6 separate regions of the Mus musculus genome follow, and regions 1, 2, 3, 4 and 5 are each linked to region 6. A link is a loop called in an ENCODE intact Hi-C map of the cell type or tissue named here. Cell type or tissue: left cerebral cortex. All regions are shown on one strand. Region 1 overlaps Il17rd (interleukin 17 receptor D). Region 2 overlaps Pde12 (phosphodiesterase 12). Region 3 has its middle 8.9 kb from the start of Il17rd. Region 4 has its middle 6.0 kb from the start of Pde12. Region 5 holds the start of Tasor (transcription activation suppressor). Region 6 holds the start of Appl1 (adaptor protein, phosphotyrosine interaction, PH domain and leucine zipper containing 1).

What was found. A loop is a pair of places that touch in the nucleus more often than their neighbours do. Peaks named below come from ENCODE experiments on the same cell type or tissue, not always from the same donor. Only the 100,000 strongest peaks of a DNase experiment are listed, where the experiment ranks them.
Region 1: it touches region 6 in a loop (2.2-fold over the local background); 5 of 42 quality-filtered maps call a loop at or near these places.
Region 2: a loop joins it to region 6, with 3 times the contacts of the local background. A loop is called at or near these places in 7 of 42 quality-filtered maps.
Region 3: it touches region 6 in a loop (2.4-fold over the local background); 18 of 42 quality-filtered maps call a loop at or near these places.
Region 4: it touches region 6 in a loop (2.0-fold over the local background); 9 of 42 quality-filtered maps call a loop at or near these places.
Region 5: a loop joins it to region 6, with 2.6 times the contacts of the local background. A loop is called at or near these places in 4 of 42 quality-filtered maps.

The regions. Positions count from the first base shown.
Region 1 is chr14:27,107,212-27,111,211 of GRCm38, forward strand. Il17rd (interleukin 17 receptor D) reads left to right here. Exons shown (of 13, transcript NM_134437.3): 13 at 1-75. Among named protein-coding and RNA genes, the nearest start is that of Il17rd, 70 kb to the left of the region's middle. In left cerebral cortex, a CTCF peak has its summit at 2,061 (motif pointing right); no DNase peak of the experiment used is centred here.
Region 2 is chr14:26,665,289-26,669,288 of GRCm38, forward strand. It overlaps Pde12 (phosphodiesterase 12), which reads right to left. Exons shown (of 3, transcript NM_178668.3): 1 at 2,960-4,000; 2 at 1,090-1,168; 3 at 1-679. The coding sequence ends at 237. Among named protein-coding and RNA genes, the nearest start is that of Mir7672, 2.3 kb to the right of the region's middle. In left cerebral cortex, CTCF peaks have their summits at 2,362 (motif pointing right) and 3,946; DNase peaks (open chromatin) are centred at 1,845, 3,281 and 3,837; H3K4me3 peaks cover 2,389 bases; H3K27ac peaks cover 570 bases.
Region 3 is chr14:27,028,135-27,032,134 of GRCm38, forward strand. No RefSeq gene overlaps it. Among named protein-coding and RNA genes, the nearest start is that of Il17rd, 8.9 kb to the right of the region's middle. In left cerebral cortex, CTCF peaks have their summits at 1,833 (motif pointing left) and 3,198 (motif pointing right); DNase peaks (open chromatin) are centred at 1,806 and 3,198.
Region 4 is chr14:26,673,829-26,677,828 of GRCm38, forward strand. No RefSeq gene overlaps it. Among named protein-coding and RNA genes, the nearest start is that of Pde12, 6.0 kb to the left of the region's middle. In left cerebral cortex, a CTCF peak has its summit at 1,731; no DNase peak of the experiment used is centred here.
Region 5 is chr14:27,427,083-27,431,082 of GRCm38, forward strand. Tasor (transcription activation suppressor) reads left to right here and starts at 1,752. Exons shown (of 24, transcript NM_001114879.2): 1 at 1,752-2,302. The coding sequence starts at 1,987. Gm52095 (a long non-coding RNA gene) reads right to left here and starts at 1,545. Exons shown (of 4, transcript XR_003951011.1): 1 at 1,460-1,545. In left cerebral cortex, a CTCF peak has its summit at 2,470; DNase peaks (open chromatin) are centred at 1,698 and 2,464; H3K4me3 peaks cover 2,093 bases; H3K27ac peaks cover 1,806 bases.
Region 6 is chr14:26,968,551-26,972,550 of GRCm38, forward strand. Appl1 (adaptor protein, phosphotyrosine interaction, PH domain and leucine zipper containing 1) reads right to left here and starts at 2,001. Exons shown (of 22, transcript NM_145221.2): 1 at 1,851-2,001. The coding sequence starts at 1,904. Gm41114 (a long non-coding RNA gene) reads right to left here and starts at 258. Exons shown (of 2, transcript XR_874477.1): 1 at 1-258. In left cerebral cortex, a CTCF peak has its summit at 1,758; DNase peaks (open chromatin) are centred at 418, 1,444, 2,077 and 3,131; H3K4me3 peaks cover 2,775 bases; H3K27ac peaks cover 1,317 bases.

The DNA.
Region 1 (4,000 bases), 140 kb after region 6:
TAAGTCATGGCTGACATTTGTAAGATGCTTTTGTACCTTAGAATTTTCTACATCAAATAAAATGTTTTCTTGTAAGCCTGCAGTGGCTCCTTATTTCCGAATATCTGTCCCGTTTCCTCCCTAGCTCCTGACTGTCGGCAGAGGAGTCTGCCTCAGCCTGAGACGGTAGGTAAGGAGGGCTTGCATCTGTGTCTTGCTCTTGGAACTCATCACATCCCAGCTCTGCTGCAGGTATTGTGACCCTGTGATTAGGGGACCCTGGTGCCCACTTTCTATAGAATGGACCCAAAGTCCTGCTTTAGGGGTTGGTGGCTTCAGCTGAGCTCCTGTTGTGGGTAGAGTGTACCTGAAAGTGACAGGTATCCAGAAGGGGGCAATGGCTGATGATAGTAAGGAGGCTATAAGCCTCCAGCCATTACCTAAAAAGGAGATGGTCAAAATTTGGGGTCTTAGGGATGTCAAAAATTGGCAGAGCCCATCTCACTGCTCAGGGTTAGTTAGCCAGCCAGGTAAATGTAGACATGAAGTTGAGAAAGGCTGAAAGCTTCCTCCTGAAGTGAAGAAAGAGGCAGTCAGCAGCTGGTTCCTGGAAGGTGTTTGTGTCTGTTGTGACCTCCACAAGACACAGGAAGGAGGAGCCTCCGAGAATCCTCAGTGTTGGTGCCTGGGCCAAGGATTGAGACACCATCACATCTAGTTCATAAGTCAGAGCATTCTCATTATTAAAGGGCAGAAATAATAATCTGGGTGACTGCTCTTTCCTGGATGTGCATATCAGGAGCAAATCTTACTCTCCTGCTCATCGTTTCCAGACTTCTGCTGTGAGGTCCGATGGACAAATGGCTACCCTCACCCCAGGCATTAACAAAAGCAGGAGTGTATGGAGATCAGAGAAAGCTGTGAATGAGTGTGTAAGGAGTGGACGGGGCCCTGAGGTAACGTGTTGTTGGAATGAGTATGTCAAAGGTGCAATGGCCTCAGACCCATGGGAACCGCAAAGCCTTCCGCTGGTTTGTGTGTGGATGCTGGCTATACAGAAATGTGGTTGGAAGCGGCTTCCTCCTGGGTTGTTTACAGCTTGCCACAACACCCCTGGAGAGAGAGAGAGAGAATATGAATCTCATACGGAGACTAAACCTTTTTATTCAGCTCTACATAGTATACCAACTCCTGTTGAGTTATACTCAATAAACCTGCCTCCCAGATTCAGATATATAATAAACATGGTTTCCTGAGTGCCCAGCCTACCTGATCCCAGCTCTTCCTTCCTTCTTTTCTTTCTTCCTTTCCTTTCCTTTCCTTTCCTTTCCTTTCCTTTTCTCTCTCTCTTTCTTTCTTAAGCTTTATTTATTTATTTATTTATTTTATTAGTGCATTGTAGCTGTCTTCAGACACACCAGAAGATGGCACTGTATCTCATTACAGATGGTTGTGAGCCACCATGTGGTTGCTGGGAATTGAACTCAGGACCTCTGGAAGAGCGACCAGTGCTCTTAACCACTGAGCCATCCTTCCAGCCTCCCAGCTTTTTCTTTATGTGTGTCTCGGTTCTTCATTGCCTATCACCCCAGGTAGGTTGGTTCCTAAGCTGTTCAGGTCTTGGAAGGAAGAATTAGCAGTACTCCAGGATGAGATAGATGGCATAGGGCCATCTTTCCCACTTTTGTGGCATATGCCAGGAAGTGGCTAGGTATTGGCATCCTGCCAAACTGAGGCTGGGCCAAGAGGAACTTGGAGTCCAGGAAGGTAGGGGCATGCCTAGCCTTGAATGCAAGTGTAGGCAAGTTCTGCCTTTGGTTTTAACCTCTGAGGGTCAAGGCGCGTAAATATCCTCTGCACTGGGTGAAGTTGCAAGTTAGTGATGAGGTTTTGTTATTAGCATTGGGATTAAGCCTTTGGCTGGCTGAGCTCAGAGCTCAGTCTGCTGGCGTCTTTTTGATTCTAGGTAGGTGGCTTGCCTCGTTTAGGCTTTAGTTTCCCTATCTGGAAAGCCAAGCAAGGCTGTTTGGTGGTTTGAATGTAAGTGATTCTGGACATTTAACATGACACACACTGTCTCTGGACGTGTGGTCACCAGGGGGCAGGGCAGGTGTGGTAAAGTGAGGTTTTCTTCCAAAGCCTTCCTCAGCCATGGCCTGGTGTATAACTAAAGCAGAGCCTCATGGATGTCTCAGTGTAGAAGGACAGCTAGAGATGGCCCTTGGGGGAGGTGGGCACTTGATTAGATGAAACTCCTTATTTGAAACCAGTGGTGTTGGAGTGAATACCAAAGTTCTTACATAGCCCTGTGCTATGTAAGGGGAATAGACCATTCTCTGTCTTCCTTCTCCACAGTTCGTTCCTTCCTTCCTTCCTTCCTTCCTTCCTCTTTCTTAACTTCTTTCTTTCTTTCTTTCTTTCTTTCTTTCTTTCTTTTTTTTCTTTTTTTCTTTTTTTTTGTTGTTGTTGTTGTTTTGAGACAGGAGTTACTTTGTGTAATAGCCCTGGTTGTCCTGAACTCTTTGTAGACCAGGCTGACCTCAGACTCTCAGAGAACCTCTGCCTCCCGAGTGCTGGGATCAAAGCTACCACATCTTTCTACTTTCATGTAGCCATGCCTAGGGCCTTGCATATGCTGTTTCTTTGTCTGAAACACCTTTTGCTTATATCCCGCCCTTGTGGTGATTACTGCCCGTCAGTCTAGACCCAACACGTATCTTTAGGTGGACTCATCTCAGCTTGTGTGAGCATAAGATGGATCCTTGCGCTTCTGGAATGTTCTGTGTGGGCTGGACTGATATTCTGCTGCTTTAACCAGCTTGTGACCCCTGGCCTATTGGGACAAGTGCCCTCGTCTTGGGTTTCAGTATCAGCAGAGGGTAAAGATGTACCTGATTCATGGGCCCAGAAGGATAAAACACTCAGAGGGGGTTGCTCAGCATGTAGCAGGTGCCCAGAAACGTTTTTCTTTTGTGAACAGGTACTGACTTGTAAACAAAACAAGGTTTCCTTGGGAAGAAAACTTATCTTTACACATTGCAGTCTGGTTCCAGCCAGCTCCTAGGATTCCCTGTCTTCAGACCCACGTGGATGCTCCTATTTCCTCCTGAATGGCTGGTTCTGTCCTGGTTTCTCTCTGGGGGTAGTGTTCTGTGTGCATATTGGACAAAGTTTCCTAGAGACAGAGGGTTGTTGCATCACATGGGCTCTATCCAAGTCACCCAGGTGTTGGATACCGCTTGCTGTGACCAGCTCATCGCCCTCCCAACAGGCTCTGGAGTTTACATGTCGTTCAGCCTTCGGGATGAGAGTCAAACCCAGGTGTTTCCTATGTACAGCTTTGGCAAACCGCTCTCTGCTCATTATGTTCCTTGTGTTTCCCCTAACCCAGGTGAGCAGGAAGGTTTTACTTGCATAGAAGTCTTCCATAGCTACTTCCAGATATTGCTTTGACTTGAACAGTAAAACCAAGACTTTACGCCTCTTGCAGACAATGCCATTCCCCAGATGAGAATCACTCATATGTGTTATTACATCATCAGGCTGTACCCTGATTCTCAGATGTTGCAAACAAGGGTGGGGATTATCTGTGCAGGTTATAGCTACAGGCAAAAGGTTTAGTATCTTTTCCTAGGAATTCCATTTTTAGGGTCGTGTGTGTGTGTGTGTGTGTGTGTGTGTGTGTGTGTGTGTGTGTGTGTGTGTATGAGGTGCAGTCTCTTGTATTTAATATATAGCTCAGGAGATCTTGAACTCCTGTTCCTCCAAGTGCTGGAATACAGGTGTGAGCCAACACATGTGCTCGTGGGTCTGTCTCAGCTAAGAGTCAAGTTGCAGGGGAATGGTCTGTTTGGACTGAAGATGCAGCTCAGAAGAACAGCATTTTCCTGGTAAACACACAGGCCATGGGTTTTATCCTGGGTACAGACACCAACTAAAGGATTCATGTCAAGGAAAATACTGACAAGTATGGTAAATGAAAACCACACACACTAACACCTCTGGGGGTAGGATTGTAGCA
Region 2 (4,000 bases), 300 kb before region 6:
CTTGCTAGTCATAAATATGTTTTCCTCTAAATGTAGGGAATTTTAAAAAGGAGGATAACGATATTATATGATGCAAAGATGAATTAGTTCTGTAACAAAGCCGTCTGGAACATAACCAGTAGGGAATGACCATTGAGTCTGGTGTTGCCTCACTGAAGGTTGATATATGGGCTTTGTTTCATATTACATTTTTTTGGACAGTTCCTAGCTTCCTTTCAGAGTTAGTGAAGTAAAATCTATTTCCATTTTAAGTCACATACAAGTGCTATGTGATCAGAAGGATGAGAAACACTAGGTAAGGCCTGGTGGGTGGTAACTTCTTCATGACTAGGTAATGGAATCACCTGTTCAACCTCTAAAGTATTTAAGTCAATGAAAATGTAATCTAGACATCCGTGAAAGCCACCGACATAATTTGTGTAGGCAGGTTCACCACAAGCACTCTTCAGTTTGAAACAGTGTGAGAGAGGCATGCTGCATCTCTCCTCTTCCCCATTGGAAGCCCAGTCTTCATGATCCTCTGCAATGCTGCCACTGATGACAAAATGATACATGCCTGTTGATGGTGTACTATTAAAGTCTCCACAAAATATAACTGGTATGCCAGGATAGAGATCACGTGAGACATGTCTAATATGAACCAAGGCTACTTCCATTTGAATGAGACGAATGTATCCACCTACAAACAAACAAACAAACAAACAAACAAAATTAGTGCTAAGTATTTTTTAAAGCACCTCCCACCCTGAGAGCACATTGCACCCACAAATCATGGTACCTGAATTACATTCAACACACACACCTTACTTTTGATTTTTTGATAAGAGTTTTGAAATCCACGTTGGCCTAGAACTTGAAATCCTCCTGCCACAGCATCCTCAGAGCTGATTACATGTGTGTACCACAACCCGAGCCCTATCAAACTCTTATCTTGAATGTCACTCAGATTCTACAGGCTATTATTTCACCTTTATATTTAGCCTGTGTGTGTGTGTGTGTGTGTGTGTGTGTGTGTGTGTGTGTGTGCGTACAGCTTTAATAACATTGAGTCTCAATGTTTAAGTCATTGTAAAGCTAAAGAAAACCTACCTTTTGGGTGCCAGTAGAGATGGGTATTAGCAACACATATCTTTTTGGAAGAGTCTGTTGTAGACTGAAGAACTGAAATCTGTAATAGGAAACATCAATGTTCAGTTGGTGTCTGCCGATCTCCTGAAAGTATTTTTGGTTTTGGTGTTGGTTGTTTGAGGCAGTTTCTCACTGTATACTCCTGGCTGTCCTAGAACTCACTATGTAAACTAGCCTGGCCTTGGAACTCATAAAAGTCATCTGCCTCTTCCTCCAAAGTTCTGGGATTAAAGCAGGTGCCATAATACCTGACTCTCAGGCTGAGCTATTTCATTCCACAATCTCTTGAAAACTAAGACACCAAGTTTTAAATCTGACACTACAAGTTTTAAGGTATGTAACATGAGTAAATATAACATTTTAGTAACCATCCAATATACACCATTATGAAAAAATACATTGTAGTTGATAAATTTAAGATTGAACTGTTTCTGCCAGGCAGTGGTGGCGCACACCTTTGATCTCAGCACTTGGGAGGCAGAGGCAGGTGGATTTCTGAGTTCGAGGCCAGCCTGGTCTACCGAGTGACCCTGTCTCGAAAAACCAAAAAAAAAGAAAAAAAAAAGATTAAACTGTTTTCAAGTGTGAAAGCACTTACTTGTCCTGGAGTCAGATCTGTTTGAACAGTCTAGCATTTACAGCACTGTGCCTCGGAGTAAGGTAAAGAAACCATATCACCTCCCTCATAGATGTGTGTATTCAATTAAATGAACTTACATAAGAGTGCACAGAACACAGTGGTGCTTGAAAATGGGTAGACATTCCTTTACTCAGAACAAAACCCATTACATAAAAAACTCTGAAAATGCCCTTAAAGACGATGAGCTTAGTAGCACACAACTTTAATCCCAGCACTTAAGAGGCAGGTGACTCTCAGTGGTTCATGCTAGACTGGCCTACATATCCAGTTCAGGACATCCACCGATACACAGTGAGACCTCATCTCAAAAATATCAACAAAATTCAACAAAGGAAACAAAATAAAATAAAACAAAACACAAACCCACAGATTAAAGCTACGTTCACACCCTGAACAATAATGCTAACATTGTCAAGTGGCTATGAATCCTGGCTTCATACTTCTTTCTATCTATCTATCTATCTATCTATCTATTTAATATATGTGAGTACACTGTTGCTGTCTTCAGACACACCAGAAGAGGGCATCAGATCCCATTCTATCTATCTATCTATCTATCTATCTATCTATTTATTTAATATATGTGAGTACACTGTTGCTGTCTTCAGACACACCAGAAGAGGGCATCAGATCCCATTACAGATGGTTGTGAGCCACCATGTGGTTGCTGGGAATTGAACTCAGGACCTCTGGAAGAGCAGTGAGTGCTCTTAACCACTGAGCCATCTCTCCAGCCCTTCATACTTCTTTCAACTAGCATAAGGACATTAGGAACATTTTCTCATTTATTAAAAAAGGATAGTATCTGTAAAAACAGATAAGCCAATTACTTTTTCTTACACACTAGTTAACAATAGAGACGAAACATCTTAAAACAGGAGGGACTTAGACTTGGGAGTGCTTTAAAGTGCTCTTAAAACGGTACGTGACAAGTTACTATGTCTACCTGGATTGTAAACACTAAGGAATGTCTCTATTCATCTTGTTGAAGGCAACCTGCGGCAGGATAGGCACACTAGGAGAGGTTAAAATGTGCTGAATTAAGGAACAGGCTACACTTTCAAGATGCTGGAGCAAAAACACTTTAAAGAAATGCGTATTTCCAATGACGAGTACTAATACCCAACCCCCTATACTCCGGCAACCCCTAATCCTGGGCGAGTATGAAGAAAACAAGCAGAGCTACTTGACCTGAAGGACAGATGACCTCTGGAGGACCTTCTCCTGTGCTAATGGGTTCAAAGCCAGCTTCTCTAGTAATTCTTTGTGCAGTGGGTCCGACTTGAGGGCTTCTTGAAAAGAGATGTCATGTTGACTAAGGAGCCTGAACTTGGACTTCCGGTAGAAAGTGGCCAGGCCTTCGTGCTGCTTGATTCGGAACACGCCCTCCAGCCCGAAGGCCTCCAGGGCCGGTACCAAGCTGTCGGAGAACACCGCGCGGTCCACCTCCTGCAAACAGATGAGGTCTGCGTTGTAGCCTGTGAGCTCCTTCTGTATGAGATTCTGGCGGTAGTCAAGCTCCAGGGCGTAGGGGGCACAGTACGGGTACAAGACCGTCCGAGAGAACTCAGTCTGGGCGTACGTGTCTGCCAGGATGTTGTAGGAGACAGTGCGGATGAAAGAGTCCTCCGTCACCTTCTTGGTGTACAGATGTCGATGGTCAAAAGTGCAGGTGCCAGGCCCGGCCTCCACCGGGCACAGGCTTTCTAGCTCCCGGCTTGGCCCGAAGCGCTGCCCATTGCCCGGTGTACAGTGAAGCCGGAGCCGGAGCCCGATGTCTGCATTGCACGGGGTGTAGACGCGCTCGTCCACACCGGTCTCGATCCAAGCTGAAGGCTGCGAAGAGTGAGACGAGGACGCGGGGCCGCTGTCCCCAGGTTCTGCCGCCCCGGGTTTGACTTCCTTGTACCAGCGGAACACGGAGCTGGCGGGATCCCCAAATTCCACGCCGAGTTTGGGGCACACAGGGAAGCCAGCCATGATGTAGCGCGGCAACTGCAGCTCCGTGAAGGTGGGCGGGTTGCGCTCCACCTTGTACTTGACGTCGCCGATCTGCAGCACCGCTCCGTCCTGCCAGGCGTCCACATTGAGCACATCCTCGGCCACCGCCTCCTCCCGGTAGTACAGCTTCACCACCGGCTCGCAGGTCGCAACCGGCTCAGGCCCTGTAGCCTCACAGGCCGCGCCACCGCTCGAGTGGGCTCGGTTCTTCCTGCTCTTCTTGGCGGCCGC
Region 3 (4,000 bases), 60 kb after region 6:
CACCCAGCACGGATAACATTCTCTTAAAAGAGGCTTGAGGGTAGGTGTGGCTCAGTGATAAAGCATGTCTTTAGCATATGCTCATGGGAAGCTAAAACATCGCCAAAGATGGAGCAGGACTGTTGTGGTAGTGTAGCTAAATTTGTCACCAGTGGTAGCGTCTGGGTTGGGTGTTTCCAGGCTTTTGGCCTCTTAGCTAAAGAACTAGAAGTGAGGGCTCACATAGATTTGCAAAAAAAGGCAAGATAATTTTATTTGGAGCAAAGAGATAATATAGGTCAAGGAAAGATATACAATCAAGACAGACGTGGAGCCCCGTGAGCAGGAGTATCCAGGGCTGTGTTATTGTTCCAGCCTTCTTTTTAGGTGGCTCAAGAGAATGAGGGATGGTTTCTAGGCTTCTCTATTTCAGTTGATAGTCTGGGTTATGTGTTCAGCCCTTCCCATAATACCTTTAATTGTAATCATATGCATGCCCAATTATGTGTGTTAGGGTGGGAAATGGGGGATTCTCTCTACTACAGAGCGCAGTTTTGCTCACTGCCTAAGCACTCAAAATCAGGTCAGGCCGGCTTAGCCCTTACATTCTTTATATTTGGATATTAGGGATATGCTTGAATAGAAGCTGCCTTACTTTGATCGTTGTAAGTGACGGGGGAACTCATACACTGTTCAGAGATGGGAGGAAGTGTATCTCTGACATAGGTGAGATTTTAAGGGGCTTCTGAAGATGCTAAGTGAGTTGTTTGGAGAGGGGTATGTGCACACAGGGAGAAGGAACTAGGCTGCTGCGTGTGTTACAACAAGGGAGGTGGAGTGTGCTGTATGCACGATCTCAAAGCGAATGGGGGCTCCAGGGTACTGAAGTCTTTCTTACACCTTCCTAACTCAGGTTTATTTCTCCCCAGAGCTCTCACTGGGGAGCCACTGAGCAATTCTGGAATTATCTCAGGTACAGACTAGTCTGGGTCCAATTAGTAGACAGAAGCCACATGATTTAAACAGGAAAAAAATAATACAAGGAACTAATGACTAAAATAAGAAATAAGAAAAAGGAGGAACTGGTAAGTAATAAATAGAGGGAACCCTTAAGGGTATATAATTGAAATTCTCAGAAAAAAAGATTAGAATATATTTTTAAAGAAGGTTGTAGTCCGGCAGTGGCGGTGTACGCCTTTAATCCCAGCACTTGGGAGGCAGAGGCAGGAGAATTTCTGAGTTGGAGACCAACCTGGTCTACAGAGTGAGTTCCAGGACAGCCAGGGCTACACAGAGAAACCCTGTCTTGAAAAAATCAAACAAACTAACTAACTAGCTAACTAACTAACAAACAAAAAGGAAGGTTGCAGGATACAACTGTAAGCCCTGCAGTTAGGAAAATAAAGCAGGAAGATTTTGAGTCTTAAAGCCCTCTTCCTCTCAAAAGAAAACAAGAAAAGCAACAGCTACTGCTTAGGGCTGAGAAAAACAACCCAAAGTAGATCCCCTCTGCCAGAGCAGAAACCTGGATCTGGGGAGGGCAGCCATGCTTCCCTGGGTGACAGAGAACTTGCTTTGACACTGTGCTATCTTGAGAGCCACTGAGAACGAGAGAGGCTCTGGCTACTGGCACTTCTGGCTGCTGTGCATTGCAAGAGGCAGCTTTTGTAAAATCTGGTATGGGGAATGCTGCATACGTAGCAGAGCTGGATATTATAGAACCAGCCTCCACTTCAGGAGCTGGAAAAGCCACCCAGTGGTGATGGAGAACTCGCTGGAGAAGAGGCCTTGAAGGACCCGCTAGATTGCAGGAACGCTTCAGCAAGAGCGTGCTTTTCTTCGTGTGGCGTCTCTTTATCGCCCTCTACTGACAAGTACAGTATAACGCTAGCTGACAAAGGAAAACGGGAGACCAGCTTCATTCAGTTTTGCCTAACGGTTAATGATGGGTGAATTTTGAACCTAAGAGGCAACAAACTGATAACTAGTATAAGCACTTCCCTTAGAGTACTCGCCTTCCGTGTGTTCCTCTCACACGTCCGAAGGTCTATGACTCCACCTAATAGGACACAGCCATTGCAGGAATGAAGATGCCCTCATCTTTTGCGAGAAGCTCTTTCCAAAACAAACAAGCAGTCCCAACAGCAATTGTATGTATTGCTAGCTATATTAATTAGTCACTGTCCCACCGGTTATTTAAAATCTAAACTAAAGCCAGGCACGGAGATGCAAATCTGGAATCCCAGCATCTCAGAGATAAAGGAAGCATCAGGAGTTCAAGGCAGCTACGTAGTGAGTTCAAGGCCAGTGTGAGCTACATTAAGACCCTGTTTCAACCCCTCCCCCAACCCTACCCACAAAGGACTAAATTTTTGTTTTGTTTTGTTTTTCGAGACAGGGTTTCTCTGTGTAGCCCTGGCTGTTCTGGAACTCACTCTGTAGACCAGGCTGGCCCCAAACTCAGAAATCTGCCTGCCTCTGCCTCCCAAGTGCTAGGATTAAAAGATGTGTCCCCATGGTTGGAACCTGGTTGGAACTCTTTAATTGATGAACAGACTCAAACCTCAATTCCCCAAACTCTGAATACCCAGTAGTCCTGCTTTTCAATACACATACATACACACACACACACACACACACACACACAAACATACACACATACACACATACATACATATGGAGAACCTTTTGGGGTACCGCTTGGCAGGAATCTGACATTAGGCCATGACAAAGAAGTAAGTCCAGACAGGGACCTGACATTGGCCAAGGACAAGGCAGTAAGAATCTGGTTTTAGAGTAGAACAAAGAAGTAGGCTCAGATATCTTGATCATCCTTAGAAACAGTGATCACCGGAGTGATCATGGGGCTTTGTGTTTATTGGCTTGCTTGTTCCTTGACTATTGTCTTGCTTGAGCCCTCTTTGTACTACTTGCCCTGAATACGTGCATGTAATTAAAAAGGTATAAAACATGGATTGGGAAAATTAAATTTGCCTTCAGTCTCAGAGTTGACTGGGGTCATGCTACAATGTTGTCTAACTATCTTTCTTCTTTTTAATCCTCACTCCTGAGCTGGAAAACCTGTTGACTGACTGAGTGGGCTTGGTCACATACATACATACATACATACATACATACATAATGTTAAGCTATAGGTGTTTTGTCTATATGTACGGCTGTGTACCACATACCTGCAGTTCCCAAACCTGCCAGAAGAGGGCACTGGATCCCCTGGAACTGGAGTTAGAGACAGTTGTGAGCTACCTTGTAGATGTTGGCGGTTAAACCTGATCCTCTGGAAGAACAATCAGTGCTCTTAATGGCTAAGCCGTGTATCCAGCCTTGGCTCTGCCATTTTTGGTTGCTAAGTTTCTATTAACATTTTCAGCGGTCATGGAAATATTGAGTGCTGTACCCAAGAGTCCCTAATTCCAGAGATCATGATCTTTGCCCCTGCTGTGAGAAACACTAAATTCCCCTTTGAATTAGGGATCAGTCACTCCAGCCAAGAAAGAAATGCCTTTCAGTGGCAAAATGGCCTTGTGACAGCCTGACCTTTCAATCCAATGGAGTCATCACTAGACTCCCTTTGAGATTAAGATCTCTAGGCCAGCAGATTTCAAATTTACTGGAAAGTAAAGCAAAAACGGGGCTGGAGAGATGGCTCAGCACTGACTGCTCTTCCACAGGTCCTGAGTTCAATTCCCAGCAACCACATGGTGGCTCATAACCGTCTCTTATAGGATCTGATGCCCTCTTCTGGTGTGTCTGAAGACAGCAACAGTGACAGTGTACTCACACATATAAAATAAATAAATCTTGAAAGAAAGAAAGAAAGAGAGAAGGAAAGAAAAGCAAAAATGATTTCAGAGAGTTAATAGGTGTGATGGGGAGAAACTGCTTCCACTTACTGATTGGCAGAGTGATTCGAGGGAAACCGGCACCAGTAACAATCCCTAATTCCAAAGACACACTGTATCTATGGCACAGTCTTTGAAACATTATAGTGCATTTGCAGTAA
Region 4 (4,000 bases), 290 kb before region 6:
GAACACTCAAACCTAAATGGAATGTCTCCATCAAATTCCTCCACTCGGGGAACAATAAGAAAGATGAGGTGGAAAGAGAATAAGAGCCAGAGGGGATGGAGAACACCAAGGAATCAAAGCCTTCTAGAAACAACAGGGCTAGTACACATGAACTCAGAGACTGAAGCAGCATGCACAGGGTCTGCACAACTCAGTACCAGATGAGGTCCTGGAGTTGAAAGGGGAAGTGGACACATGCCCCATCCTTAACCCAGAAGCTATCTCCAGTTGATAGCAACTTACAAATAAAGTTTTCATTTTTTCCAAGGGAATCTCACAGGGAAAACAAATTATGCTTAAGAGTAGGTTGCTTGCCCACCAATAGAATTGGCTCAGTTTGGGGTGTTTCCTCCTTCCAGTGAGATCTCATATCAACACCACACTCAGTTCAGTACTTCACACACTCAGGGCTTCCCTCACTCCTCACATTTCAGAATCCTCAAAGATTCAATCAGGGCCATTTGTGTGATATAATTGAATTAAGAATTTGGGAAATGAAACCTGTTTTGGTTAGGGTTTTACTGCTGTGAACAGATACCATGACCAAGGCAAGTCTTATAAAAAACAACATTTACTTGGGGCTGGCTTACAGGTTCAGAGGTTCAGTCCCTTATCATCAAGGTGGGAGCATGGCAGTATCCTGGCAGGCATGGCATAGGCAGAGCTGAGAGTTCTATGCCTTCATCCAAAGGCTGCTAGTGGAAGACTGACTTCCAGGCAACTAAGGTGAGGATCTTATGTCCACACTCATAGTGACACACCCATTCCAACCAGGTCACACCTATTCCAACAAGGCCACACCTCCAGATGGTGCCACTCCCTGGTCCAAGGATATACAAACCATTGCAAAACCTTTACTTAAGTGATATAATAGATGCTGGTCTTCTGGGTTTGAAAAAGAACAAAAAACAAACAAAACAGCTGTGATTAATAAGAGTCTAGGAACACCGAGGTGAAATTTTCTGGGACCTGTTTCCTCAGGGTTAGCACTTAGAAGCTCCTGGAAGGAGCCAAGACTATAATCTTTAGCTAAACTTGTTAATATGTAAAATGATTCCTTGTGGAACTGGTTTTGGCAGCATGAAGGCTGCAGAATTGCAGGGGTCATGTGTGACAGGATTTTCCCTGTCCAATCACATTAAAATATTAGTGCAGCAGGAGGCCTGTGATTAGAGAAGGGGAAAGGGAGGCAGAGCTAAGAGTTGCAGAGACAGGGTCTGGGGAATGGGGGAGAAAGAGAAGCCAAGATGGAGTTGGAGGGACAGGAAGAAGAACCTGAACCAGCGTGGCTTTAAATAGCCACAGGTAGTTATGACAGCATAAAGGATAGAATAATTGGGATAATTTGTCTAATCTAGGTGGGCAGCTTTTATCATTCTCAATTGGTTCTGAAGTTATTGTATTGCCATCTTGTGAATTGAGAATTTATTGATACATAAATCTGTTTGGTTAATTATAAGCTTCTAGAATTTTGTTTTTACTGGGTTGCTGGGTGTTGTGGCGGCTGACTTTGTGGCAGCAAAGGGAACTCGGGAGCTCCAGACCCGCCGGAGAGTTGGCAGGCAGAGAGTAGCCCGGTGGGATCATGCCAGGGCAGAAAGTATCTGGATGGAGCCTGGGGACTTGGTGGTTCTACTTGGTTACTGGAATGTGGGAAGGGACAGGGGAACCAGAACTGGGAACACAGCGATTAGTCGCTGGGGGCGCTAGATAGAGACAGAGCTAGCGGACCGCACCGGGGCCAAGAGTTTCCTGGCAGTAGCACGGAAAGCCTGTAGTTTTTAATACTTCCCGAAACAGTCATGCAAAAAAGTTGAGAGTTAGCACCATTTGGCAGGTTGGAATTCCTGAAGAGAAGGCAGGAGACCATTGGTAAAGGTAACAGTCTCTGTTGCAGTGGAGATCCTAGTATATTGGAGATGTCAAAACTATAAAACAACCACTAAAGACAGTACCAGGTGTGTGTGGAACAGCTTTCTTCTGCTTCAGTTCCTGTTTCTAGGTTCCTCAAAAAGTCTTGTTAATAGGAGCTCTCATTGGAAGAAGGAAACACCCCAAATTGAGCCTATATTGCTGGGCAAGTCGAGGAGGAGTGAGTCAGCATGTTCTGACTAGCGGTCTGCAATGGTCCATGCAGGCGCAGCAGGCATTTCCACATTCACTAAGCTTGGAATCTGCCTGACACCCAGAGATGAATAAAGACAGCATGACTGGGGCAGCCAATTGGCTGGTGCCAGCTGTGGGACCAGCAGTTATGGTCTGAGCGGACATAGGTGGAGGGTATAAAGGCAATCCTCACGATTTTAGTAAATGAGTCTGCTTCTCCCAGAATCTGTCATTGATTCCATGCCTTCTTACCCTCTACCTGTCTGGGGCCCGGGGGCGCGGGGAAGGGTTAGGGCAACAGGCATGCACTCTACCCTTAAGAGTAGTTTGTTTTCCTGATGAGAGTCCCTTGGAAAAAACTAAGTTTTTATTTGCAAATTGGTTATCAATTGGAGATAGTTTTTGGGTTAGAGATAGGGATATGTGTTCACTTCTCCTTTCAGGTCTAGGATCTCAACTGGTACAGAACTGTGAAGGCCCTGTGCCTTGAGTTCCTCCTCTGGCTCCCATTTGTGATAGACTATATAACCTATAAGCCAAATAAACTCCTTCCTCCCTGTAGTGGTTTGAATAGGTTTGGCGTCCATGGAAGTAGGTGTTTGAATGCTTGGCTCATAGGGAGTGATATTACTAAGAGCTGTGTCCTTGTTGGAATAGGTATGACCTTGTTGGAGGAAGTGTGTCACTGTGGCGGTGGGCTTTGAGAGTTTCCTCCTAGCTGCCTCAGGATGTAAGTCTTCTGTTTGCTTTTAGAACAAGATGTAGAACTCTCAGCTCCTTCACCACCACCATATCAGCATGAAAATTACCATGCTTCCCACCATGATGATAATGGAATGAGCCTCAGAACCTGTAATCCAGCTCCAATTAAATGTTGTCCTTTATAAGAGTTGCCTTGGTCATGGTGTCTCTTCACAGTAAAGAAAACCCAAGCCAAGACACTCCCCTAGTTGTTTTTGCTCAGTGTTTTGTTTGGTTTGTTTTTGTTTTTTCCAAGAGAAAAACTTTTTGTCACAATCTTTTGTTTTCTGAGACAGGATTTCTTTGTGTAGTCTTGACTGTCCTGGAACTAGCTCTGTCAGAGATCTGCTCACCTCTGCAATACTGTTCAGTGTTTTATCTTAGCAATAAAAGGCAAACTAGGACAATGTCCAGTGTCATAGAAAGAAGCCAGCTCTGTCTTGCTCTGTTCTTCATTTTTTTTATAATAAAGCAAAATATCCTTTGCTTCTTTCTTTCTTTCTTTCTTTCTTTCTTTCTTTCTTTCTTTCTTTCTTCCCTTTCTTTCTTTCTTTCTTTATTTTTTCTCTCTCTCTTTCTTTCTTTCTCTCTCTCTTTTCCTTCTTTCTTTCTTCCTTTCTATTTATATGAGTACACTGTAGCTGTCTTCAGATACAATAAGGGTGCATCAGACCCCATTACAGATGGTTGTGAGCCTCCATGTGGTTGCTGGGACTTGAACTCAGGACCTCTGGAAGAGCAATCAGTGCTAACCCCAACATACCTGAAGAACAAGATTCTGACCTAAAAATCCCATCTCATGGAAATGATAGAGGCCTTTAAGGAAGATATAAATAACTTACTTAGAAAAATTCAGGAAAACACAAATACGTAGAAGCCCTTAAAGAGCAAACAAATAAATGCCTTAAAGAAATACAGGGAACACAATCAAACAGGTGAAGGAATTGAATGAGATGGTCAAATATCTAAAAATGGAAATAGAAACAATAAAGAAATTACAAAGGGAGGCAACCCCGGAGATGAAAAACCTAGGAAAGAGATCAGGAGTTACAGATGCAAGCATCCCCAACAAAATTCAAGAGATAGAAGAGAGAATCTCAGGCATAGAAGATAC
Region 5 (4,000 bases), 460 kb after region 6:
CAACTTGGGCTACATTCTTGGCCCTCTCCTGTTTTATTTTATTTGATACAGGGGTCTTACTGTGTAGTCCAGGCTGACCTTGGACATGTATAACTCCTCTTACCTCTTCCCCCTGAGGGCTGGGAATAGGTATGTGCCATCAAGCTCATCCTCCCCAGTATGAAAAAGTGACTAAAATAGTGTAGGAGTTTTTCTAAACCTTCCCTTTTCTTTCACCATTCAAAAAAGGAAAGTTTTAAAATGTACTTTTTACCTTAGCCTCTAATCCCCAGGTAGCCCAGGATGACCTTGAATTTCTCTCTTGCTTCTACCTTCCCAGGGGTGTGCCACCATGCTCAGTTCATTTGGTGCTGGTAGATTAAAACCTGGACTTTGTATATGTTAGGCAATCTCCGTGAACTCAGCTAAATCCCAAGCACCTACCCTGTTTACTAATAACTGATTTACATACACTTTTCCTTGATTTGGTTCACAGAGGTGCAGGTTTTACACTACACACGATGCCAAACAATGGATGCTTATCCCAGATCCTCTGCTGCTCTTGGAGAGCTCTTCAAGTACCAATCACTTGACAGAGGCTGTGGCTCTTTTGCAGTTTATTATCTTGGCCTAACAATTCCTTCAGTAATATTGAGGTGTTGGGGGACAAAGACCTGGGCGTCCTGCTGCTGTTGCTTAGAGATCTTGAGTAAAAAGTATCCCGTGTTTCTTCATCAAATGCATTATTGGGCCGGAGCTGCTTGAAAACTAGGCCTTAGGCTGTATAAATACTTTGGATGAAATTAGACCTGGCTTTTGTCATCTCAATTTGCCTAAATTTCAACATTTAAATTGTGCAAAAGCATCTACTTGGTATCTGTTGTGAGAATGTGTCTATACAGATGGTAACTCAGAACCCCTTACCTAGAAAGAAACTATTGAAAGGCCCTCCCTTCATTTCACTATCAAATTGTTTTCTTCTAGGTGGTCGAACATTCTTCTAGGTGTGCGAGCATTCGTGCCTCCCATCATTAGGTTGTAAATTGTGCGGAAGAATCCCAAATATTGAATGTTTGCTTATGTAGTGCTTTGGTCTGGAGTACGACCAGTGCTCGTGATCTACTGGGAAAGCAGAAAGTCTGGATGGAATAGGATGTTATCACCCTGCTTATCACTGGAGGCCATTTTCTTATCTCTCTTCACTGCCTTTCTTATTGTTTGTTTATAGTCTTTATGCATATAGGTGGCTTGCCTGCATTTATGATAGAGCACCACACGTATACCTAGTGCCCTCCGAGGCCAGAAAAGGACTTGGATTCTTTGAAGTGACTAACTGCTGGTTGAGTTGTCCTATGTCGGCTGGAGCTCGAATTCTGGTCCTTTGGAAGATCAGCTCAGAGCAGACCGATCACACGACCAGGATCAGCCAATTATGTGCCGGGTTTGGTCCACAGACCTCCGGAGGAAAGAAGGTGCTTACTTGCAAGAGTACTGTCCGAAAGACGTCCTCTGGGCTTGCCTCCGTCAAACGCAGTGCGGAGAGGGCAGGGCCCAGGAATCCGCAGAATGCTGCCAAGCCCAAGCCCTCACTCTGAAGCGATGGCGTCGACGCTTTCCCCGGGCGTGGCACTCTCCTCTTTTGGCGGGCTCGGCATCGCGAGGCTCCGCCCTCCTGGAACGGTCTCTCTGCAGTCGCGGAGGCGGGCTCTGCATTTCTATTGGTAGAGCGGGTCCGCCGAGGCCCCGCCCCCTCCCGGGCCCGACGCGAGCACGTTGGGTAGCCAGGGCCGGTTGAAAAGCCGCCCGAATCCGGAGCAGCTCCCGGGGCGAGAGGCACGCTTAGGGCCGCGGTGGCGGTTAAGAGGCGTCTCTGTGGCTGGAGTGCGGTCCCCGGGGGCGGAGGGGCCGGGTGGGCCGAGACCTCGGCGGCCTGGCCCGCCGCCCTTCCTCCCCTACGCCCGTCGACCTTGTGGGCGGAAGCTCCCTGGAGCGCCTCACGCCCGCGCGATGGCGACTGCCGCGGAGACGGAGGCCCCTTCGACGGACGCGAGCTGGAAAAGCCGCGGCGGCGGCGGCGGAGACGACGGGATGAAGCCAGCGCTTCCGGAGCTTGAGTCCTCCCTACAAAATGGCGGCGGCGACGGCGGCGGCGGCGCGGGGCCTGAGGAGACCGCGGCAGCTGAAGCCGCCCGGAGCTACGGCCACGAGCAGCCTCAGCAAACCTCCGAAGCGGCCGCGGCCGCTCTGCCCAAAGGCGCCGAAGAGCCGGAAAGGCCTTTTAGGCGGAGTTTTCAGATCCCCAGGAAGAGCAGAGAAAAGAAAGGTGGTGCCTCCCCTTCCTCCCACCCCCTCTCTCGCTTCCCTCCCCCTCCATCTTTTTCATTAAGACCTCTCTGTCTCCTCTCCCCACACCCATCCGAGACACGTAAACACGCACGCAAGCGCCAGCAGCCTCTCCGCTCACGGCCACGGCCGCCCAGCCGCCCTTGGTGCGAGAGGATAGGGTGGAACCACGCTCCGCCGCTCCCCCTCTCCCCGTGGAAGTTGGAAGTAGCTCAGGTTTGAAGCGTTTCCATAAGGCTGCGGCTCCCCGAGCGGAAAGATGGTGCTCGGTGCCCCTCTTTTCCCCCAAGCCCCGAAGGCAGAGAAGCTGATGGTGGCCTCCTAAAGATGCTTCTGAGAAGTCTGCTTGTGGAAGTAGCCTGTGGCCATGGATTCTGAGGCTTTCTCCAAGGCCACTGCGTTCTAAGGACAAGTGTTTCTCACTGTGGAAATTCTTCAGCTCTGTGTGTCTACTTGAAATGTGCTCGATGTCAGCGTCTTCTATTTAGAAAACTCTCCATTAGTATATGCGCTCCATGCAGTTTTCCATCACACTTCATTTCCATGTAGTTTTTTTTTTTTTTTTTTTGGAAAAGCATTAGCTTACGTAGGTTCTTCTGTATAACTTCCAAGCCTAGAATGACTTTTCTTAAACGATTATAGGAACAGTTGGGTTGCTTACTTTTTGAGATCTTAGTGCCATATTGTAAAACGTACACTTTTTTTTTTCTTAGAGTAGGTTTTGACTGTCCGATAATTTGGAATTTTCTGGATTTGACTTAAACACTTACCTTCTTACTGCGTGTTTTTTTTTTTAATTGTTTATTTCCCAAATCTTTTTTTTTTGTCATTTGAATATCTGAAGATTTAGAATCTTGATTGGAACCGTGCATCTGGGTAACCAACTCTCTGCACAACTGAGATTATGAAAGTATAAAGAAAGTTCCTTTCTAAATGGATGACAAAGCGAAGGAAATAGCATGAGAAACCATGCAGAGAAGGATGAAGTTGATCTTTGCCGGCTGAAGTGAATGTTTCTAGAAATACTCTTTAAATGATGTAATACTTTAGGGTGTAGGGCAAGACAGTGAATTCACTTGATGTCGTTAAGGTGTGTATGGCTGTGCTGATACAAGAAAAGTTAGATACTCATCCCCAACCGCCAGTTGGTAGAAAAGGTGAGAAGTACTTTTAAGTAGGGCCTCATAATGTAGTAAGGGCTTAACAGTTTCAAGCTGTATCAAACCTTTTTGACATCCTATTTTGGATTTTAAATGACTAAGGCTTTGAACAAATCATTAAAACAAGACTTTAAAAAGGGACCAGAAAACTGGCTTAGAGTCCTTTAGGATTCTGTTTGAAAATTTAGTAAGGTAGTATGTACTTCTTAAATTTCATAAGCCAAATCCAGAAGTTGCTCTAAAATGACTGCCCTTGAACATACTAAAAGTGGCACAGGGAATTAGGGAGTATAAACCTTAGCTGCTTTTTCCGTGGAGTCTGATGTATTCCTTGGGGGAAATGAGATAGTTTCCATTTTGCCTAGGGATATGATTTTTACTTTCTCAATTGTAAGGGAGGTTGTAGTTAGAAAAACATGGTAGGGTTTTTTTAAATTTTTACTGAAAATAATTCTTAATATCTTACTGTAAATCAGGCAGCAGTTGTTCAAATAGTACATAATAGGGTCAAATCAAAA
Region 6 (4,000 bases):
ATTTTGAGTCTCCATGCACATGAGCACATATACACAGAGATGCAAACACATACATACATGCGCAACACATATACACACAAAAAATAAATAAATAAAAACAAAATTGAGGATTTATCTTAGTAGTACAGCTTTGCCTAGCAACTGCAAGGTCCTGGATCCAGCCCCCAGTACCAAAGAAATCAGTTTAAATTTAAAAATGGGCTGGAGAGATAAATCAGTAATTAAGACATTGACTGCTCTTCTAGAGAATCCAGGTTCAATTTCCAACACATCATGGCTCACAACCATCAGTAACTCCAGTTCCAGGGGATTCAACACCCTCTTCTAATCTCTGTTAAACACAAATGGAACACCCTTACACCTAAAAACAAATTTTAAATTAAAAGACAACAACAATAACAACCGAAAATACTTATGGTTCAAGCTTTGCAGTAAGTACTCAGCAGACAGAGGCAGGAGGAAGCTCATGTTTGAGGCTAGTCTGAGCTACAGAATGAGTCTGACTCAAGTTGTAAACTACTTATACTGAAAATGCAGGACTATCTCTACATGGAAAATCATAGATAGGGCACTGTGTGACCCATTCTCTTTATAGTCTTTATTGGGCTATAAAAAGTCAGCTGGGTAAAAGAAGTTCAGACAGTATACTGAGTCTTAACTTAAAAAAAAGAAAAATGATAAAATTCTTCTGACTAACACAACCACAAAATTGTAGCAAATCATCTGAAATAAATATATCTTAAGGCTTTACACTGAAAAAATCATTACGCACAATTTAAACTACGAGATAAACAAATATGTGGCTTTCTCTTTCTCACATTATCTGATAAGAGTACATTACCTCCTAGCAACTGGCCTATAAAGATTGCCTTCAGAGAAAAGAATAAATCAATTCTACAATCAGAGCACAATTCTAACTTTGAAATAAAAATTGGCACAAAATCCATGACAAAAGTGCCATCCAGGAAAACAAGCGCTAGCTCTTCTCTTTTCCTCTTTTTGGTTGGAGGGCCACTTATTAAACTACAAATGCCTATGAAGTATGTACTTCTCAGCAAGCAATATTTTTAAAAATCTACCTGCAACACTGTTTTATATCCCTTACTATACATAAAGGCTGGCGTAAAGATGAAGTTTACACAAGTTAGAGGCTCCAACACCTTTTAAAACACAATTGATGTCATTAAGTACTGAAAAAGAAATCCAACGAATCGTTTTATTTTTCCCAAACTGTCTTCAGCCAGAGCAACCACACCAGCATCATCCCTAACGCACAAAAACAGGGCTTTCATTTTGATGAGTTTATTCGGGCCAATCTGCTACCCAAAGCTCAGCCTCCTCGAAGCAGCGTAGGCGCCTTCCGTCACCCGCAGTGCACAGCTCAAGTGACAGCCACCAGCCTGAGACTCGGGCACCGACACAGCACGGGGAGCAAGGCACGCACTCCTGCTTCCACCGGCGTTGCACACTCCGCCTCGCAGACCCTTCCTAAGAAAACTAGCCACTGCCGTCCCCCCGAATGCCGGGCCTCCTCCGAAAACGCCACGAACAGGACTTATCTCACATCCTATCATCGCGATAAAAACAGCACCTCCCGTGAAATGCAAAGGCGACTCGGCGCGGACTCAAACGCCAGGCCCCACGGGAGACAGTGACGGCCGCTCGGTCTCCGGGCCGCCCGTGGCCCAGCCGCGCGAGTACGCGCGGGCCTCCAGCCCGGCCCGGGAGTGTAGGGCGCGGCCCCGGCAGACAGCGACCCCGGGCGGCGGCGCCCACCTGGGCCACGGGCACCTGAGGCTCCAGGCCCGCGCTAGGCCGCGCGCTCTCCTCAGCCGCCGCTCGCGCCTCACCTGCGGACTGTCCTCCAGGGTCTCTTCAATGGGCAGCTTGTCGATCCCCGGCATCGTGGCGAAGGCTGGGCGGCGGCAGGACACTCGGCAGCCGCCCACAGCTCCGCGCGTGGCCCCGCCTGCTGCAGCTGACCCGGCCCGCCCTCTCGCAGGCGCCGCCGCCCCAGCCCAGAGCTCAGCGGCCGCCGCGCGGGAAATCCCGCCCCCCCTAGGCCCACTAGCCCCGCCTCCAGCTCACCCATTGGCTCGCCGCGACGTCTGTCACCGCTACGGGGCTGACCGGGAATTCCTCCCCGACCGCGGGTTCTCTACCAGAGCAGTGGCCGTGCGGGCCGAGCAGTGTGGGGATGTCGACCTCCGTCGTCGGGCGCGCGTAGTTGAATACGTAGGGGGCTGTCTGAGTCACGCTAGCGCACAGCTAACCTGAGCCCGGAGTGAAGACCGCCGGAGGGGACCTGAGGCAGTTTTACTTCTGCACCATATTTCGTCAGCAACCAAAGAAAAAAAATCCCTACACCTAGCGTCATAACCTTCCCAACCCTGCTCCAAGTTTTCAATCTTATCTCCTGCAAAGAGCGTTAACTCACAAATCTGTGGAATCCGAAATTGTGTCATTAACGGGGTTTACAGTTAATTTGGAGTAGTAGACCCTAAACTTTTTTTTTTCTCCTGGACACCTGCCTATCGGCATCAGTTTAAAACCCTTGATTTTGTTGACAAATCATTAGTTCTTACCTCGTCTTCAAGTTTGTCATTGCTGAAAATACGACCACTATATTTCTTGTATATCACAAAGGAAAACTTTTTTTTAATAAAAAAATTTAAAGATACATTTATCGGAGGACTTCCTTCCGTCATTAAAGGGCTTCTCTCGCAAACCGATTGTCAGGTTTGGCAGGACTCAAAGAACTTCTCTGGTCTCCTTGACTGTAGAGTGAAGCTCACACAGTTGGAGATTTGACATGTAAGGACTAGGCTAACACTGTTTTGTTGTGTTGTGTTTTATGGATTCAGCCTTGATGCACCCTTTTCTCCAGCTTCACACGTTATTTCTCTGAAGTGTTGTACAGTGAGTTTACCGATATGCAAAAAAATTGGCAAAATCATTAATATCTCCCAAAAAAATCTACCCATTAGTCCACTAGTCCATTCCACTGTCATTCAAAGAGTACGATAAGCTGGGAGAAGAGTATTAGCTTCCTGCTTCTCCAGCTGCTTCGACCCAAATCCAGACACTGGAGCAAATCCAAATATGGTAATGAAGAGGAAGCTGTGAGTTTACCAGATTTTCCCCATGGTCTCTTGAAAGATAAAAACTTTGTTTCAGAAGTTTTTTTTTTTTTTTTAAGATTTATTTACTTATTATATGTAAGTACACTGTAGCAGCCTTCAGACACTCCAGAAGAGGGAGTCAGATCTTGATTCGGATGGTTTTGAGCCACCATGTGGTTGCTGGGATTTGAACTCCAGACCTTTGGAAGAGCTCTTACCCACTGAGCCATCTCACCAGCCCCATTTCAGACGTTTTATGGTAGACTTGAATTATAGTTCCACGGAATTACCTTCAGTGGTATAGCCATTTTATGCGAATCCATTCCTTAAATTCTCTATCAAATAGTCACCCTCCTGAAGAGATCTTTAGTTTTGAAGAAAGATGGTTTGGAGCCAATTCTTCTGTTGTATGAAAGGTTCCCACTTGTATTATGGGTATTTTCTTTCTTTCTTTCTTTCTTTCTTCCTTCCTTCCTTCCTTCCTTCCTTCCTTCCTTTCTTCTTCTTCTTTGTTGTTGTTGTTGTTTGGTTTTTTTGGTTTTTTTCAAGACAGGGTTTCTCTGCATAGCCCTGGCTGTCCTAGAACAAACTCTGTAGACCAGGCTGGCCTTGAAATCAGAAATCTGCCTGCCTCTGCCTCCCAAGTGCTGGGATTAAAGGCATGCACCACCACTCCCTGGCAGGTATTTTATTCTTGATATTTCTTTCTTACTCAGCTACTACGAGCACAATGCACCTGGCTGTAAAGAGGCAAAACTTTCAAGTAAGGTGTGTTGACACATGTCCATATTCCCAGCATTCAGGAGGCAGAGGTTCAAGGATCCTTGCAAGCTGAAAGCCACCTAGTCTAGAAGACCAGCCAGGACTACACAGTGAGA